Linked DNA regions of Mus musculus: region 1 is linked to region 2. A link is a loop called in an ENCODE intact Hi-C map of the cell type or tissue named here. Cell type or tissue: heart. All regions are shown on one strand. Each heading gives the region's core, and the rest is flanking DNA. Links, peaks and the distances in the headings are about the cores only.

Evidence for each region. A loop is a pair of places that touch in the nucleus more often than their neighbours do. Peaks named below come from ENCODE experiments on the same cell type or tissue, not always from the same donor. Only the 100,000 strongest peaks of a DNase experiment are listed, where the experiment ranks them.
Region 1: it touches region 2 in a loop (3-fold over the local background); 4 of 42 quality-filtered maps call a loop at or near these places.

The regions. Positions count from the first base shown.
Region 1 is chr5:24,389,877-24,398,203 of GRCm38, reverse strand. Atg9b (autophagy related 9B) reads left to right here and starts at 6,061. Exons shown (of 14, transcript NM_001002897.3): 1 at 6,061-6,834; 2 at 6,957-7,000; 3 at 7,123-7,187; 4 at 7,581-7,742; 5 at 8,282-8,327. The coding sequence starts at 6,288. It overlaps Abcb8 (ATP-binding cassette, sub-family B (MDR/TAP), member 8), which reads right to left and starts at 4,048. Exons shown (of 16, transcript NM_029020.3): 1 at 3,621-4,048. The coding sequence starts at 3,715. In heart, for the core only: CTCF peaks have their summits at 1,749 (motif pointing left), 3,393 (motif pointing left) and 4,670 (motif pointing right); DNase peaks (open chromatin) are centred at 3,533, 3,853, 4,663 and 5,333; H3K4me3 peaks cover 1,258 bases; H3K27ac peaks cover 1,675 bases.
Region 2 is chr5:24,331,522-24,339,848 of GRCm38, reverse strand. Kcnh2 (potassium voltage-gated channel, subfamily H (eag-related), member 2) reads left to right here. Exons shown (of 15, transcript NM_013569.2): 3 at 6,793-6,957; 4 at 7,737-8,186. It overlaps Gm15589 (a long non-coding RNA gene), which reads right to left. Exons shown (of 4, transcript XR_003955875.1): 3 at 5,848-5,945; 4 at 1,057-1,180. Among named protein-coding and RNA genes, the nearest start is that of Kcnh2, 16 kb to the left of the region's middle. In heart, for the core only: CTCF peaks have their summits at 2,276, 3,577 and 3,777; DNase peaks (open chromatin) are centred at 2,328 and 3,778; H3K4me3 peaks cover 1,696 bases; H3K27ac peaks cover 5,859 bases.

The sequences.
Region 1 (8,327 bases), core at 6-8,005, 58 kb before region 2:
ATTTGCATTTTAGAGGTCATAATACGAAAGAGCCAGAGGGGAAGGACAGGACAGTTTGGAGCAGAAGTTATCTGGCTAAAAGTACACAGACGAATGTTCAAAATAGACGAATAGATGAGGAAAGACTTAGAAGAAAAGAAAGACTGTAAGTGGAGGTGGGGGCGTGGGGGTGGTGCATTCCTGAAATCCCAGCACTTGGGAGGCTGACACTGGAAGATTTCAAGTTCAAAGCCAGCCTATAATACAAAGTGAGACCTCATTACAGACTAAAATAAAATAGGGGCTGGAGAGCTGGCTGAGCAGTCAAAGGCACTGCTCTTGTAGACGACCTGAGATTGACTCCAGCATATTTGTCAGGAAATTCACAACTGTGAATACACAGCCTGTGACTACAGCTTCAGGGGATCCAACCCCTCTGGTGTCCTCTGACACCTGCACTCATGTACTCACCCACATATACATCATTAACAGATGCCTAGTGTTCCTCCCCCGCCCCCGCCCCCCACTATGCCTTATGTCTATCTAGCCTCAGTTTAAGATAAAACTCACTCTTTTTTCTTCCTGTACTACTGTCCAAATTTTCTTTTTTTTTTTTTTTAAAGATTTATTTATTATTATATGTAAGTACACTGTAGCTGTCTTCAGACACTCCAGAAGAGGGCGCCAGATCTTGTTACGGATGGTTATGAGCCACCATGTGGTTGCTGGGATTTGAACTCTGGACCTTCGGAAGAGCAGTCGGGTGCTCTTACCCACTGAGCCATCTCACCAGCCCCCAAATTTTCCAGTAGTCTTACTGAGGGGGCAGAGGCATATTTTATACTCTAGAACTTAGGAAACTCTGGGATATGAGATATCTATTGAGCAGATGTTTGTTAAGCTGTGTATGCCCTTGTTAGATATGCAGTAAGGCTGACCACTGCAATTTTTGCAAACATACAGATTTACTGTCACTGAGACGGTACACTGCACTTAGTACAACCCAGAACCATGTGCGTGTGTGAATGCCAAAGTTAAAAGGTTTCATAAGATATGTCCCTTAATTCTGAAATGGATATTCTGATAGTTTCTGATGACCTTTCAAAATGACCCTGATCTGCTAAATTTGTTTCATGAACTGAAATGAACACAGTCATTTATCTGGTCTCACCTTGTGTCTCTTTATGGTCCAAATATTACCAACACCCTCACTCTTTCTAAAGACTGTTTTCAGACATTAATAATTTATCATGGCTACTTTCTAGCTTCTCTCAGCTCCTCCAAACCAAGAAGCTATGGGGATTGTCAACAACTGGTGGAAGGCTTCCCAGCACCAGTTCCCATGCTTGCCCTCCTCCCTCCATCAGGCAGGTGGGCTTGCCTCATAGTTACCTACCTTTGGCAACCTTCCCCTCATAGTTACCTACCCTTGGTAGCCTTCCCCTGGACCTGTCAGGGAAACAGTTGCTTCTTGTAGAATATTTACAGTTAAATTCTAGGTTCTGGGTAGAGGGCACTCCTATAATCACAGCACTCAGGAGGCAGAGGCAGGTGGATCTCTGTGAGTTCAAGGTTAGACTGGTCTACATAGAGAGCTCCAGGCCAGCCAGAACTACATAGTGAAACTCTGTTTAAAAAGCTAAAAACAGGGCTGGTGAGATGGCTCAGTGGGTAAGAGCACCCGACTGCTCTTCCGAAGGTCCAGAGTTCAAATTCCAGCAACCACATGGTGGCTCATAACCATCCGTAACAAGATCTGGCGCCCTCTTCTGGAGTGTCTGAGGACAGCTACAGTGTACTTACATATAATAATAAATAAATCTTTATAAAAAAAAAAAAAAAGCTAAAAACAGGGCTGGGAAGATGGTTCAGCAGTTAAGAGCTAAGAGCTCTAACTGCTTTTCTAGAAGTCCTGAGTTCAATTCCCAGCAACCCCGTGGTGGCTCACGACTATCTGTAATAAGACCTGATGCCCTCTTCTGGTGTGTCTGAAGACAGCTACAATGTACTCACATATATTAAATAAATAAATCTTAAAAAAATAAACAAAAACAAAAACAAAACTAAAAACAATGAGCTGGAGAGATGGCTCAGTGGTTAAGAGCACTGCCTGCTCTTCCAGAGCACCAGGGTTCAATTCCCAGCATCCACATGGCAGTTCACAACTGTCTGTAACTCCAGTTCCAGGGTATCTGACATCCTCACACAGACATACGTGCAGGCAAAACACCACTGTACATAAAAAATAAATTACTAGGAGAAAAAGAGAAAAATTAGACTTTGGTCTCTTCTATGCTTTCAACTCATTATTCTCTCTGGATCAATGTGGGGTACGTTTTTCTGTTTTTGTTTTTGCTTTTTTAATTTTACCAAGAATGGATCAGTTTTTTTTCCCACCCAGGGTACTAGGAATTGAATCTATGGTTCATGTTTGTCAAACAAACAAACACAAACAAACAAAAAGCCTACCACTGAGCCATGTCTCCAGCTCTCCTTCTACTCTTTATTTTTAAAATATAGTAATTTTATTTATTTATTTGTGTGTGTGTGTGGGGGGGGGTGCGAGAAACACACCCATGCCTGAGCACTCCACAGTGAGTTGAGATCAAAGGACAGTTTACAAGAACTGGTTCTCTCCTTCCACACGTGGGTCCCAGGGATTACAAACTCAGGGGATCACGTTGGTGGCACTTCTTTACCCACTGAGTCATATGAATGACCCTTTTACTCTTTATATTTGACACAGGATCTTACAAAGTTTTCCAGGTGGGCCTTGAACTTAGAATGTATAGAATACATTCGGCTGTATACTGGATTTAGACTCACCTTCTTGAGTAAAGGGTACTAGGCTCGGTTCCTGACGATACATCTAGCTCTAAGAATCAAATTCCTATTTGTTTTGTTCACTCAGAACTCACTATGTAGTCCGTGCTGGCTTCAAATTCCTAGCAACTCTCGGGCTTAACGTGGATGCTGTTGAGATTTCACTGTATAGTTGGGCTGACCTGGAGCTCTCTATAGACCAGCCTGGCCTTGAATTCACAGTAGATTCTAGCTAGGACCTACTTTAAAATTTTTTTTTAAATGCACGTATGTGTTTATCTATTTAGTGGGTTTGGGATAGTGGAAGTAAGAGGATAATTATAATTTGCCGAAACTGCATACCTCCTACCATGAGTTTTCAAGTAGAATCCACGTCTTCAGGCTTGGTAGCAAGTGCCTTTAACTGCTAAATCATCTCGCCAGCTCAGGTATCGCTTTTGATTATTTAGAACTATTTCAGCTAATCCTGAAGCACTATCAATAGTAAATGTCTATGGACACCAATTACAGATCTCCAGGTGGATTACCAGAGAGCGAATGCGAGCTGTGAGTGGCGCCCCTTAGTGGGCAGTGGTGACTGGGTGTGGCTGAGTCCTGACCGCAAGTGGATACAGACCTGCGGAGCCTCCTGCTGGCACCACACAGCATCATGAATAATTGAGGCCAATTCCCTGGACAGTGACATTCCACACCCTCCGAGACAGCCTACATCTCCCAGCAAGCCCCGCGCGAGCCCGGAACTACATATCCCGGCGGGCCCCGCGCGATGTCGGACGGTGGTCAATGGCCCACACTCCAAGTTGCTCTTGTGTTTTTACCTGGCGGCAGAGAACGTCTGGAAGCGCAGGGATTGTAGCGACCATCCTGGAACTGGGCCACCCCGGATTCCGAACCGAAATAAGTGCACCAACATGTTGAGGCAATAAGATAGGGGCAGCCAGCAACGGCAATCTCACACTTATCCTACCGAGGGTTCCATGTTCGCTATGGCCCCATCCCGACAACCCCTTCCCATTCTCAGCGATGATTGGAGAAAAGACACATCAGTCTTGCTGCAAGCTGTGATTGGATAAAATGTTGGCTGTAGGCGGGACCGAGCAGAAGCAGCTCTAGCTATTTGCTCAGTGGCCTGAAGTCAGGTGCGGGTCAGAGGTTGTGCGACGTTCATTCTCACATTAGAGGACGTCCTGGCGCTTCTGACCTTGAGCCCTTTCTCTAGAGTTGTTCCAGACAATCTCTATGCTCCCTGGCATCACAGGAAGTGGTGGTTTCGTGAGAAGGAATATGTGAAAACAGACCTGAGAGTTAAAAAAAAAAACTACACACAGACACACACACACACACACACACACACACACCCCTCAACCCAAACCAAACAAAAACATACATGCACGTAACGTGCCACCACTTGAGTCTCTAATCTCCCTATGTGATCCTGCTACTCACAGTTATCGTGAATTATTAGTATGTAGGTCATGAAGTTAATCAAAGTGCAACCTAAGAGCTAACCTTTAGGTTCCTTCTTCATTTGGGTCTGAATCACTGGCCTAAGGTTCCAGCTCAAAAGTGAATAGCTCTTGCAGCAGTTGGGCTAAGCTTATTCTTGCTATAATTGTCTCCCAAAGTACCCCCAAGACCTGCTACATAGCTCTGACTAGCCTGAGACTCTCTTTATAGCCCAGGCTTGTCTTGAACTCACCATCCTTCCTTCCCAGTGTTGGGATTAGAGGCTTGAGTCACTATGCCTTCTGTGTAATTATTATTTTTGTTTTAACTCCTCCACTGGGCTGTGGTTTCTTGGTGGGAGTGGCTCTGACTCATACCCGTTCCCCTCCACGCGAGAAAGGCACGCTATTGTCCACTGTCCACCAGGGGGTGCTGTTTCTAGCTCACATTTACTCTCTGGTAATCCATCTGGACATTTGAACATTGTTATGTTACTAGTATCATTGTCATTTATTGGTGGTGCTTCCGGGACTCAATTTTTCTTGAGCTGAGGGTCGCAAAGTCATGCTCTGGAATGAGCAGAGTGAAACTAGACAGAGCAATGAGCCAGAATTTGCTTGAGTTTGGGGCTGAGGAGATAAGGATGTGTGTAGAGGTAGTCTTAAGCAAGTATATACTATATGTGAGTAATGTCAGAGGGAGGTACCAGCTAAAGCCACACTTAACCTCTCTCTCTCTAGAGGTCTCAGAAAGATCATGGGAATTTCCTGCCACCGGGGTACCCCCCCACGCCCACTTCCTTGGGATTCCATTTTGCCACAAAGCATAGCTTTGCACCTTACCTAGACACAAAAGTATGGGAGTCATGAACTCTTGTTATATAAGAAAATCAGGCAGTCTGGGATAAACCTGTGGGATGTTCCATGGATGTCCTCCACGCTCCTCCAGGAAATGCTCTAGGAAGCACAGTTTTCCTCTCCGCCTCTGAGATACTGGCTTGATCGCTGGAGGCCCTGACACCTGCTCCATAAGTCAATATCTCAGGCATGGGCTTCAGTAGGGCAGTTGGTGACTCATGGCCTTGGGAATGGCGTTGGGCAAGCCATCAGACCAGCCACCTGGGCCTCCTCCTCCCGGGTGAGGCAACAACAAAGAACTCAACTGAGCCAGTCCATCCCCACACACCCAAATTATCCTCTCAAGGCCCCTGCCTTCCTGCGCTGACGTGTCTCAGGAGGCCCCGACACCAGGTCAGGACTGGAGGAGAGTACATCAGGGTTCAAGAGGATAAGGAAGATACAGTGGAACTCTCAAGGAACCAGCCTTTTTTCCTTAAGCTCCAATCTAGGATGGCTAGCACTCCTTCCTTTTACTCCTTGTTTTCTCCTGGCTAACCACAAAGTCTGCCCTCTTTCATTCAGAGAAAGAAAATATACAGCTTTTTTTTTTTTTTTTTTTTTTTAAGATAGGGTCAGATGTTGCCCAGAACAGCTTCAGTCTCCTGATCCCGCTACTCTGTCTCCTCCTAAGTGCTGGGAAATCTGAATGCACCTCCTGTTTGGGCATGTGGCCTTAAATCATTCTCTACTGACTGGTGCCCACAGGTGTGAAGGGATGGGAGTGCAATTGTAGGAACGAGAGCTTCACTATTTTGTCTGCACATGCTAGAGCCCTCTGATAGGATTTTGCTCTCTGTGCATATTATTTTTGTTGCAGCTGCCCTGTCTTTGCCACTTGTGCCCTTGAGGACTGAAAGCAGAGATCATAGGTGTCTCTTCTAATCCCAATAGCTCTTGAGCCCCTGCCTCCTAAACTGGTGTCCGTCCCAGGCATGGGGCTTGGGCCCCAGGTTGCCTTGCAAGGAGTGTGAGTGATCACACAGGTGGCTGAGGGTTGGCATGCCTGAGGCCTGCCCAGCCTGAGTCACCTAGTGCTGTTGTTGTCCTGCTCCTTGTTGAAGTCTCCGCTCAGCTTCACTGACCTCTGTGGAAACAACAGCAGTCCAGTCCCTTCAACCTCTCAAGAGAAGCTGCGGCCTGATGGTGAGACGAACGGGGTGGGGGGGGAGCAGGAGGCAACGGGGGCGGTGGGGAGACTTGGGGCCCAGCTCAGTGCCTCTGCTCCCTATGGCACTGCCACTGCCTGCTTCTCCATGCCGGGGAACTGGGGGAAGGAGGATCTCTGTCTTCTCTCTGTCCCCTGCCCCTCGCACAAGAAGCTGCTCCTCTTCAGTGTTCCCTCCGGCCTCAGGGTCTCCCTGCCTGGTGATTCAGGAGGCAGGGGCTTCTCAGACTCCACACAATGTCTTACCCACCCCGACCACACCCTCAACGCAGGCCCATCCCACAATGATACACACCTCTGCTTCCCCCTCGTGGGGGTCCCACTCCACCCCACCCCTGGCCTCGGCCACTCCCCCTCCCTCCTGCCCGCGCCCCCAGGACCATCCTGGGCTGCGGATGGGCCCTCTGATCCCTGAGCAGGACTATGAACGGCTAGAGGACTGTGACCCTGAGGGGTCTCAAGACTCCCCTATCCATGGGGAGGACCACCAACCCTTGCTTCATGTACCCGAAGGACTCCGCGGTGAGTGTGTGGGTATATGGAAGGTTGGGTGGGTTAGGGGGTCGAGGCAGGTTTGGGTTTGATAGAGAAATTAATCACAAATGGGACAATGCCAAGTCTTGACACTGTTTCTCTGTGCCCAGGTTCCTGGCATCACATCCAGAACCTGGACAGTTTTTTCACCAAGATATCCTTTGTGCCCAGCATGCAGAGGGGCATGGTGGGGGGACTGTGGAGCAGGGAAGAGTGGGGGAAGTTTCTACGGGAAGAGTCCGTAGGCTTAGGCAAATTTCTTGACAAACTTGCCACATCTACAGCTATCATCAGCGGAATGGCTTTGCCTGTATCCTGCTGGAGGATGTCTTCCAGCTGGGGTGAGAAGCCAGTCCTATCCCTAAGCTCTGCTCTTTCTTCTTGATTTTAGTATTTATTCTACTTTATTGATTTTTTGACCCAGGGTCTCATGTATCCTAGGCTAGACTTGAATTCCTGTCCCTCCTGCCTCCACTTCCTATGTGCTAGAATTACAGGCACAGTACTGTACCCAGTTTACGTGGTGCCGGAGATGAAATCCGGGGCTTTATATGCTAGGCAGACTCTGTCAACTGAGCTATGCCCCAGCTCTTCTTTTCAGTTTTAGGCTTGGTTGGGGCTCTGAAGGGCCAGGGGGCCAAATAGAGCTGCAGCCTGTCTGGTGTCTGGGCTAGGAGTCTGTCCGTCCGTCATGCCCCTAGCCTGAGCAGACCTCTCCTGCATCCTTTCCTCAGGCAGTTCATTTTCATTGTCACCTTTACAACCTTCCTCCTTCGCTGCGTGGATTACAATGTTCTCTTCAACAACCAACCAAAGAACCATACAAGACGTGGACCATTACACAGCAAAGTGACCTTGTCAGATGCCATTCTACCCTCGGCCCAGTGTGCAGAGAAGTAAGTGACAATCTAGTGGCTGCCTCTGGAGTAAGGTCACAAAAGGATAGGAAGAAAGGGACCTCCCCACACTGCCTCTTGGCCTAGATCAATTTTCAGTGTTTAAAAACATACCCCAAGTTGGCTGGGAGTCTCAGAGAGCCTTGAATTACGAGTCACATTCCTACTTACCTTATTAGAAATTAATGGTGAGGACAACTGTTTATTTTTGTTGCTGGGGAGCAAACCTAGGGCTCCTGGCATGCTGGGCAAGCACAGTACTACTCAGCCACATTCCTAGCCTTGGGGACATCTTTAAAGGTTAGGAATGCACAAGTGCAGGCTACATGGGCTGTCAAGATGATGTGACATAGCCCACTGTACACCCATGGAAGACTGAGAATACAAACAGCAGAGGGCATGAATGTCGTTTGTGAAGTGTGAACTTTGTGGGCATTTCTCAAGGGCTCACTGAGGACCCCTCCTCAGCCCTTCTGTGACCGTTTCCTTTCTGTGGGTTTCCCACCTTTATGTTACCCTCCCTGTCCAACCTCTTGCAGGATCCACGACAGTCCCCTGTTGGTCTTCCTCCTAGTCCTGGCTGCT
Region 2 (8,327 bases), core at 147-8,146:
GCCATACAGATGCATGCAGGCACACACAAACATGCACAGGGATAAGGAAACAGACATTTGATTTATGTGATCATGCATGTCATGGTGATTGTTTGAGGCTAGAAGACAGCTTTGGGGAGTTGCCTCTCTTTCTACTGCTGGTTCTGGGAAGCAAACACAGCTCCTCATGTTTGCCCAGCTAGTGGTTGTACCCACTGAGCCACTTTGCTGACCCTTCCCTGTTTTCTGAAGCCTCACACTCTCACTATGAAGCCATTGCTGACTTTGAGTGCTAGGGCCACAAGTGTGGGCCACTATGCTGGTACTGTCTTGTTTTCTGACTCTACTTTCTAATTGTTTGAAGCTGTGTTTTGTGGGCTGGTCTTTCTGGTGGAGCTCTCGTCTCAGTTCTTGGTGTTTACCTGGTGACTTTGTGGGTTCTCTGAGGAGACAACTCTGTACCCTGAAAATAATGCCAGTTTTTGTGTTTGCATCATGGTCGTATATCTCCATTCTTGCATGTGCCATCAGGGAACTTAACTGACAAATTTGCTGTGGGTGTTTCACAGTGTCCTATTGGAGAGTAAGCCATGGGGAATTGTCCTCTTGAGTTAATTACCAGAGGGTTGTGCCTGCTTAGAGACTGACGGCAGAGCCTTATTGCATGCGGCCTCTCTAGGCCCTGCTGTGTTCATGTTTGGGAGCCAAGGTGGAGGACAGTTACAGGACCTTACAGAATCCAGGAAGATGGTAGGGACCACAGGATTGAGTCTCTAGTGACTACCGAGAGCTCTGTGTCCCTGCTGCTCTGTGACAGCTGCAAACACAGGGATCAGGGTCACGGGGAAGGGGGAAGAAATGGGCAAGGCTCAGAAATTGCACAGCGTACATAGTTCACTTAGGTCCAAGCACCATCTTGTTCGATATTAACTTGTGACTAAATGTAATATTGCGTTGGAAGAACACCTGAATTTCCATGGCGGTTCTGTTTGTCCACACTCAGGATGCGAGCAGTTCTGTACTGAGTGGATCTAGAAGGTGAGATGTGGGGCCACTGTATCCACAGTGGCCAAAACTGCAGGTGACCAGTGCAGAGATCATCATCAGACCTTCCAAAGCTGAGCACTCAACATCTGCTCTGAAGCCTGTCTCCCCGGTGCAGGTCTGGATGGTAGGACTGGGGAACTCACCTCACAAGCCTCTACAAAGGGTGCGGTATTGGATGAGTTCCCAGAGAGAAGCTACCCATGTAGACAGATTCAGGAAACCCTCTGCAGAGGGGTCTGGAAGGGATGGGGATAGAGGAAGTGGGGAGAGCAGCAGCAGGAGAGATGCTGCTCAGGGTGCAGTTAGAGAGGTGGAGGCATCGTTCCCCAGGTCAATGTGACATCATCTTACTTTCTTTTCAGAAAAACATCACACACACAAACACACACACACACCCCACACACACATACCACACATGCACACACCCCCCCCCCACGCACACCCCATACATCACACACACACATACCACATACACACACACTCTCCCCCTCCCCACACATATATATTAGTGTATAAATGGTATGAGTGTGTGTGTGCTGTGGTGTATGTATGTGTCATGGTATGTTAGAGGACAGCTTGCAGGGGTCAGTTCTATCCACCATGTTGGATACCAAGGATCAAGCTAGAAGGTCAGCTTGGTGGCAGGTACCCTTACCCACGGAGTTCTCTCAGTGCCTTGTTAAACAGAGGGTATACTCTCACTTACAAGCTAAGAGGAAGCATGGCCCCATGACCCTGGAGCTCAGCCAGCTTGAGCTTTCCTGGGTGGAGATTGTCTTTTGAGGAGTTGTAATGTGAGGTGACCCAAGCATGCCGTAGGCTGTTGGTTTTAGCAGGAAATTAGATGCCCACAGAGGCCCTAGCCCTACACAGAGATTGTTGGCAGGAGGCAAGGGTGGTGGAGGACTGAGTCTGGAGGTGATGTTTCTTTGAGACTTGGAGTCTGGCTTGTGGCTTCCCAAATCTGCCTGGCAGGGAGTTCCCCAGAACCCTGTATAGCTCAGTTCTTAGATTCAGGACCCTAGGATTGGTCTCTGATTCTGATACACATATGTACACATGTTCTCACACTGGGACACAGATCCATCGACTGGCTGGCCTCTCAGACTTCCCAATCTTGTCCCTTGAGTCCACAATGCTCCTGGCCTTTCCTATCCCCCCGCCCCCTGTCCATGAGAGTGGTGTTAGCGACACGGTGGCCCTTGGCCAGAAGCAGCTCCCGCTGCATCTTCCTGTCGCCACCACCAGGCTAAATATAACCTGACACTGCACAGCCCTGGGCTGCTCCTCCGGAGACAGTCTCTGCCTGGGGGGCGGACAGGGCCAACTGCAGCCTCAGCCTCCCTGCCCTCAGTGTGACTTTGGGCTCATTTTGGCGCAGCCCCTCCTGCTTGGAGTGGGGCAAGGGAGGCAACCAGGATGAGGGTGCTAGAGGTCACCTTCCCTGCAGGGACCTGCTACTCTGCCTCATTACAGCTCCAGATGCTTCTAGAAGGCCATCTGTCACCTCATCTGGCACTCAGAGCACAAATCTCTTGTCCCTGTGGTATGCACAGAGAATCTAAGCTCAGAGAGGTGGGTGACCTGTCTGCAGCTACACAGCAAATGCAAGGGAGAGCAGGGTCTTTTGATTGTTGGGGGCAGAATACTTCATTTTCCCAGGACACACCCACCGTGTGGTTTGTTCTGTCTTGCTCTATCTTGTCCTGATGCCAAATTAGGGTCCGATTGAACACCTGGCTCAGTCAGAGTAGGCACCAGGGCCATCTTCTTGGTCATGTTATCCCAGATGCTTCACCTGTGGTGGCATGTTCAATGGTACTGTGAGGTAATGGGGAAGCCATGAAGCCTACTGCTGTACAGGTGAGACCCTGACCTCACCAAGTTGCCCAAGGCTGCCCAGGTCTTCTGTAGGTCTTCTCTGAACTCTCACCAGCTATAACTTCTACTCAGGCAGGCCTGGGCCAGTGGTGCCCGGAGGTGGGAGATTAGATTCTGATGTACTGGAAGCATACCTGAGCTGGGTGAGTGCAGATGGGTTACTCCAAAGTGGACCCCTTAGTGTGATGGAGCATTGAATCCTAGCAAGCCAGGGTTTGTCGTCTGAACAGAACATTTTCTGCTTTCAGAATGAGTGGCCCTTCCACTGCATCCCTACCTAGTGACCTAGAGTGAGCAGCATGACCTTTGAAGGCTGCTAGGAGACTGGCTGGCCTGGGTCATCAAGACCAAAGGCTCTGCCAGATCCTGTAGGTATGTGGTTACTGGTATGCCTGCCATCCTCTTTTTATTTCTGTCCTGAGAGGTCAAAGACAGGCTTAGACTGGGCAGGGAGGCCCCACTACCCAAATGGTTATAGAGCCTGGCTGGTGCTGGACAGGTATCAGGGTATGTTTTGCTATTAGCCACTTAAATCAGACTGTCCCAGGGGCAATTGAAAAGGTTCATCTTTCTTCTGAGTGTGCATAGCTCTCTTCTTAGGCCAGGCTGTCATATACTATGTATGTCATTTCATCCAGACTTTGGCCCAGTGAGTCGGTGTGATCAATGTCATGTGACAGATAAGCATTCTGTAAGGTGACTCTCCCATCTATTGTGCCATGTCCTCCTTGAGAAAGAGAATGGTGCTCCCTGCTGTTCCCATCAGTGTCCCCACCCCCACCCCCACTCCATCCCACCCATCAGGTCTGGAGTGCTCCAAGAGCTGTCTGCCTCTTGAACGTGGGCAGTGCCTGCCACAGAGTGGTGCTGGATGGAACTGCAGCCTAGCCCAGCTCTGGCCCCAGGGCCCTCCTTGAGGTTGCCTCTTCCTTACATGAGCTGGACCATTACTGGGATAGCAGGTCGAGTGGGAAGGAGGGAGGAATAGGGTGGTATCTAGGGAGAGGCTGGGTAGATAGGCAGTGTTTCAGGCTCCCCAGGGACAGCTCAGCCACTTGTTCACAACCTTTCTTCTCAGCTGGAAGCTGACCGCAGGCTATTTGTTTTGTGCTAGCACCCGAGGGCCCTGCCCACAGCCTGGCTGTCCTTCCCTTACCCCCAGAAACCCCCTCCATACTTCTAGCCAAAGAGCTGGGATTGGTGACCCGGTAGGTCACATAAGACTCTGCCAAGTTGGCAAGTGAGATGGTTGGTACCTCTAGAGCCCAGGGCCTGCTTGGTCTTCAGCTTTCTTTGTTTCTATGCGTGGTGGTACTGCAATCTATTTCCATCAGTGATTACATAGGATGGGGGAGGGGTGGGGAGCGGGAAGGGGGCACAGGTCATATCTCGGAACAACCAGGCCTTTGACAGGATATTTGAAAAGAAAAATTCCTTGAATGTCAGCAAAGGGGGAGTGTCAGCATTCTGTGTCTGTGTATCTGGAAGAGGGAAACAGGCTTGTCCTGTGAGAGGGGCATATCTTGAAATTTCTCTTGGAGAAGAATTAAAAAGAATTATTTTCAGGTCAGGGACCTAGGGTCACTGTCTGAGCTGCCAAGGTCTGACGTAGCTATCTGAGATGCAGGGCCCTGGGCTGTGTGGATTCTCTTACTGAGGAGCCTGGACTGAATGGATAGATCTGACACCAGGTCAGAATGTCTTAGCCCCTTTCAGGGATAGAGCCCCTAAGCCATCTGGAAGCGCCAGAGTCATCCTGGTTCTAGACTCCGGGCTTCTTTGACACATGTCCCGGTGAGCATAGTGGCTTGGGGACTGGATCTCTGGGGCTCTTGGGGGTAAGAGCTGGGGTCTCTCCAGCTTTGGTATTCTAGTCTCCTGCCCCTCTGTAGTCCTGAGGAGGCCAGTCCCTGCTCAGGCCGTTGCTGGCCATCACCATATTAGGGCATAAACTCCAGGCTGTCTGTCTGGGTGCCAAACAGCCTCCAGCTGGGCCCAGGCACCCCCACCCCCACCCCACACAGCTTCAACACCACAGCTGTGTGTCAGAGGCCAGAGGTCAGGGGACAAGAGCAGCTGCTAAAGGGACACCCGGGCAGAGCTCCTGAGCTCAGGGCCCTCGGTTAGAGGCAGGAGGGCCCTGGTGATGGTGAGTGCAGGGGTAGTGGGTAGGGCAGAGAGCTCCTGACTAGCCCCGCCTGGGCCTTGCCCTCACCGCTGTGCCTGTCTGCCTGAGTGGATTTCAGAGGCTCTCGTTTGACTGGGGAACCCACAGTTGCTGGGATCACTTGTCTGCTGTGGTCTCAGTCCCCTACCAGCACGTCTACACTAGTGTTGGCCAGTGTCTCCAGAGCCCCGCCCTTGATGGCTGGCTGGCGTGGCCACAGCTTGCACTCTTCTGTACCTTTAGTGCTCACCCACTCAGGTCTGGCTGACAGGCATCAAGTGAGCTCCAGGTTCCATTCTTCCTTTAACTCTAGTCATCACCCCTCCAGTACAGCTGGGCCAGGAGTCAGGGTAAGGGGAGGGTCAGAGGCTGGGAGACCAATCTAGGGAGCTCCAGGACATGAAGGTAAGTGGAAGGCCAAAGTTGGCTGATAGGGCTCTCCTGAGACCATGTGAGTTTTCACCTCTTTCCAAGCCTCCTCCTTCCTGATTTCCTTTTCTATGTCACTATTGCTGTACCACTGACACTATGGCCTGTCACCGGCTTCCACAGTGCATTGGTTAGTCTAGGTGTTAGGCTGTTCAGAAGGAATGTGACTACCAGGAGGCAGAGAAGTCAGATGAATAATGGGAAACTTGGATGTTGATGATGGACAGTAGATGGCAACCTGCCTGGCTCCCTGTGAGAGGACCAGGATGTCATTGTGCCCTTCTGATTCATCTAGAACTTCTTGCAGGCAGAACCCTTAGCTTAGCCCTGGCAGGGGCACTCACCTCAGTTCAGAAATCAACATGGAGGGCACTGGACTGTGTATTCATTCCTCGGAGAGCCCAAGGGAACTGGTGATATGATTTGGCCTGCTCCAAGGACTCTGGGGGATGGAGAGAAGGAGTTAAGAGTAAGAAGGACAAAGAAAAATCTCATAGCAGTGTTTCTTTGTTCTCTGGTGAGGGATCAGCATTCTTGGTTTCTCAGGTCTTAGTCCAGTACTTTCATGACATAGGAGACTGTGTGCTTGGATACCCTGGCAGTCCCAAAATGCTGTAAAGTTTTGAAACTCTTGATTTCAAGTTGCATACTTGTGTATCTACACAGTGCCTGGAGGCTAAAGAGAACCGAGACAAGATGGATACAGTATCCAATTGTCTATAGTATCAATATGCCAGGTCTTGCTCATATAAGACAGATACAGTATCCACTTGTCTCTAGTGTCCATAAGCACATACAAATGTGGACTTAATGAATCTTTGCAACTCCTGGAAGAATGGCTACCATTCCATTCTACAGGTGAGGAAAACGAGGCACAGGCATGTGGAACAGCTTTAGAGCAGGGGCTGGAGCAGGCGATGCCGGATTAAAGCATGGAGTGTGTCGTTGAAGGAGGGAAAAGCACAGGCACATTGAAAAGATGGGGATACAGATGAGAACACGGAGGAAAAAAGAGTCACAAGCTGGAGAAAGAAAGTCAGGAGAAACAGGGAAAGAAGGCTGAGAGATGAGATGAGCAGTGAGGGAGGAAGTGTGGACTGGCTGGCAGTCTGGCACAGCCAGCTGCAGGGTTAGAGCAGGGTCAGGAGTTGCAGATGTGGGCTATTGGGCTGTGGTAGAGGCTGATGGGCCCTTTTGGGTTTAGAGGTCCTTCCTGGCCATTTTGTGTCATGCACACTTGGGGAGGAGAATCTGGGGTCACCATGGCCAATGCCTTTCCTACTCTGCAGGGAGCTGCTTCCTGTGTCTGGTGGATGTGGTACCCGTGAAGAATGAAGATGGGGCTGTGATCATGTTCATCCTCAACTTTGAAGTAGTGATGGAGAAGGACATGGTAGGGTCCCCGGCTCATGACACCAACCACAGGGGCCCCTCTACCAGCTGGCTAGCTTCTGGTAAGTGCAGCCAAACTCCTGAGTCAGCTCGGGAAGACATGAAATGAGGTTTTGTTAACCTGAGTCACATGCTTGTGTGAGGGGCAAGGAGCACCAAGGAATCATCTGGTCAGTCTACCTAGACCAGGATGGAGAGACGCCCATGGAGCAGTGGGGCTCAGCATCGCAGGCTCTTCAGGCAGAGCATGTTTCCTAGCCTTGCCTCCTGGATCCCTGTGCAGCACCCTGGAGAAATAATAGGTGCTTGCTTAAGCAGCACCAGCCACCAGCCCATTAGAAAGCTCTGTCTCATGAACTCAGCTCTGTGGTTTGGCCAAGTCCCAAGAGTGGAGGTTAATGGAAGAAAGGATGGGATGGCATGTTGGCCGTGGCTGTAAGCAGCAGCTTCAACACTTCCCCTGGCTGACCTGAAGGTTCGGATCCTCTGCTTTCCCCAGGAGGCATTTTTTTGGTTTAATTAAACAATTCTCCTCAGAGTCATGACAACAAAGCTCACCTCTTGGGTTTTAGTGAAACTTGTCCTATGGATGCCAGCTGCTGGGTGACATAGTCCCCATTTACTGTGTGACCTTCAGTGACCTACCCAAGGCATGGGTCAGTCTCTGCATGTGTTACCCTCTCAACCAGTGCAGTTGTGGAGTAGACGACTGGTTTTAGATAGAATTGTCAGGGTGTGGGGAATCAAGTACTGTGCACCGGGTGGGGTGAGGGCCTTCCACTATTAGGGACCCAGTTCTTTTTGGTCACCCCGCACACCATAGGCCACCCTTTTCCCACAGGCCGGGCCAAGACTTTCCGCCTGAAGCTGCCTGCCTTGTTGGCACTGACGGCCAGGGAATCATCTGTGCGGACAGGAAGCATGCGCAGTGCTGGAGCCCCTGGGGCGGTGGTGGTGGATGTGGACCTGACGCCGGCAGCACCCAGCAGTGAGTCCCTGGCCTTGGATGAGGTTTCTGCCATGGACAACCATGTGGCAGGGCTTGGGCCTGCAGAAGAGAGGCGAGCACTGGTGGGCCCGGGGTCTGCTTCACCAGTAGCCAGCATCCGAGGCCCTCACCCATCGCCACGAGCTCAGAGCCTTAACCCTGATGCCTCAGGTTCCAGCTGCAGCCTGGCCCGGACACGCTCCCGTGAGAGCTGCGCTAGCGTGCGCCGCGCATCATCCGCGGATGACATTGAGGCAATGCGGGCTGGAGCGCTGCCCCCTCCGCCCCGCCATGCAAGCACAGGTAAGGGTGCAGGCCTGCAATCCCTACTCCAGCCCCTTGCTTCCTGCCTGTCTGCCAAGCCTGCACCGTCCCAGGCCCCTCATTTCCTCTCTCCCTCTTACCTCTTAGGTGCCTGGGAGTCTGGGAGATGGAAATCCCATT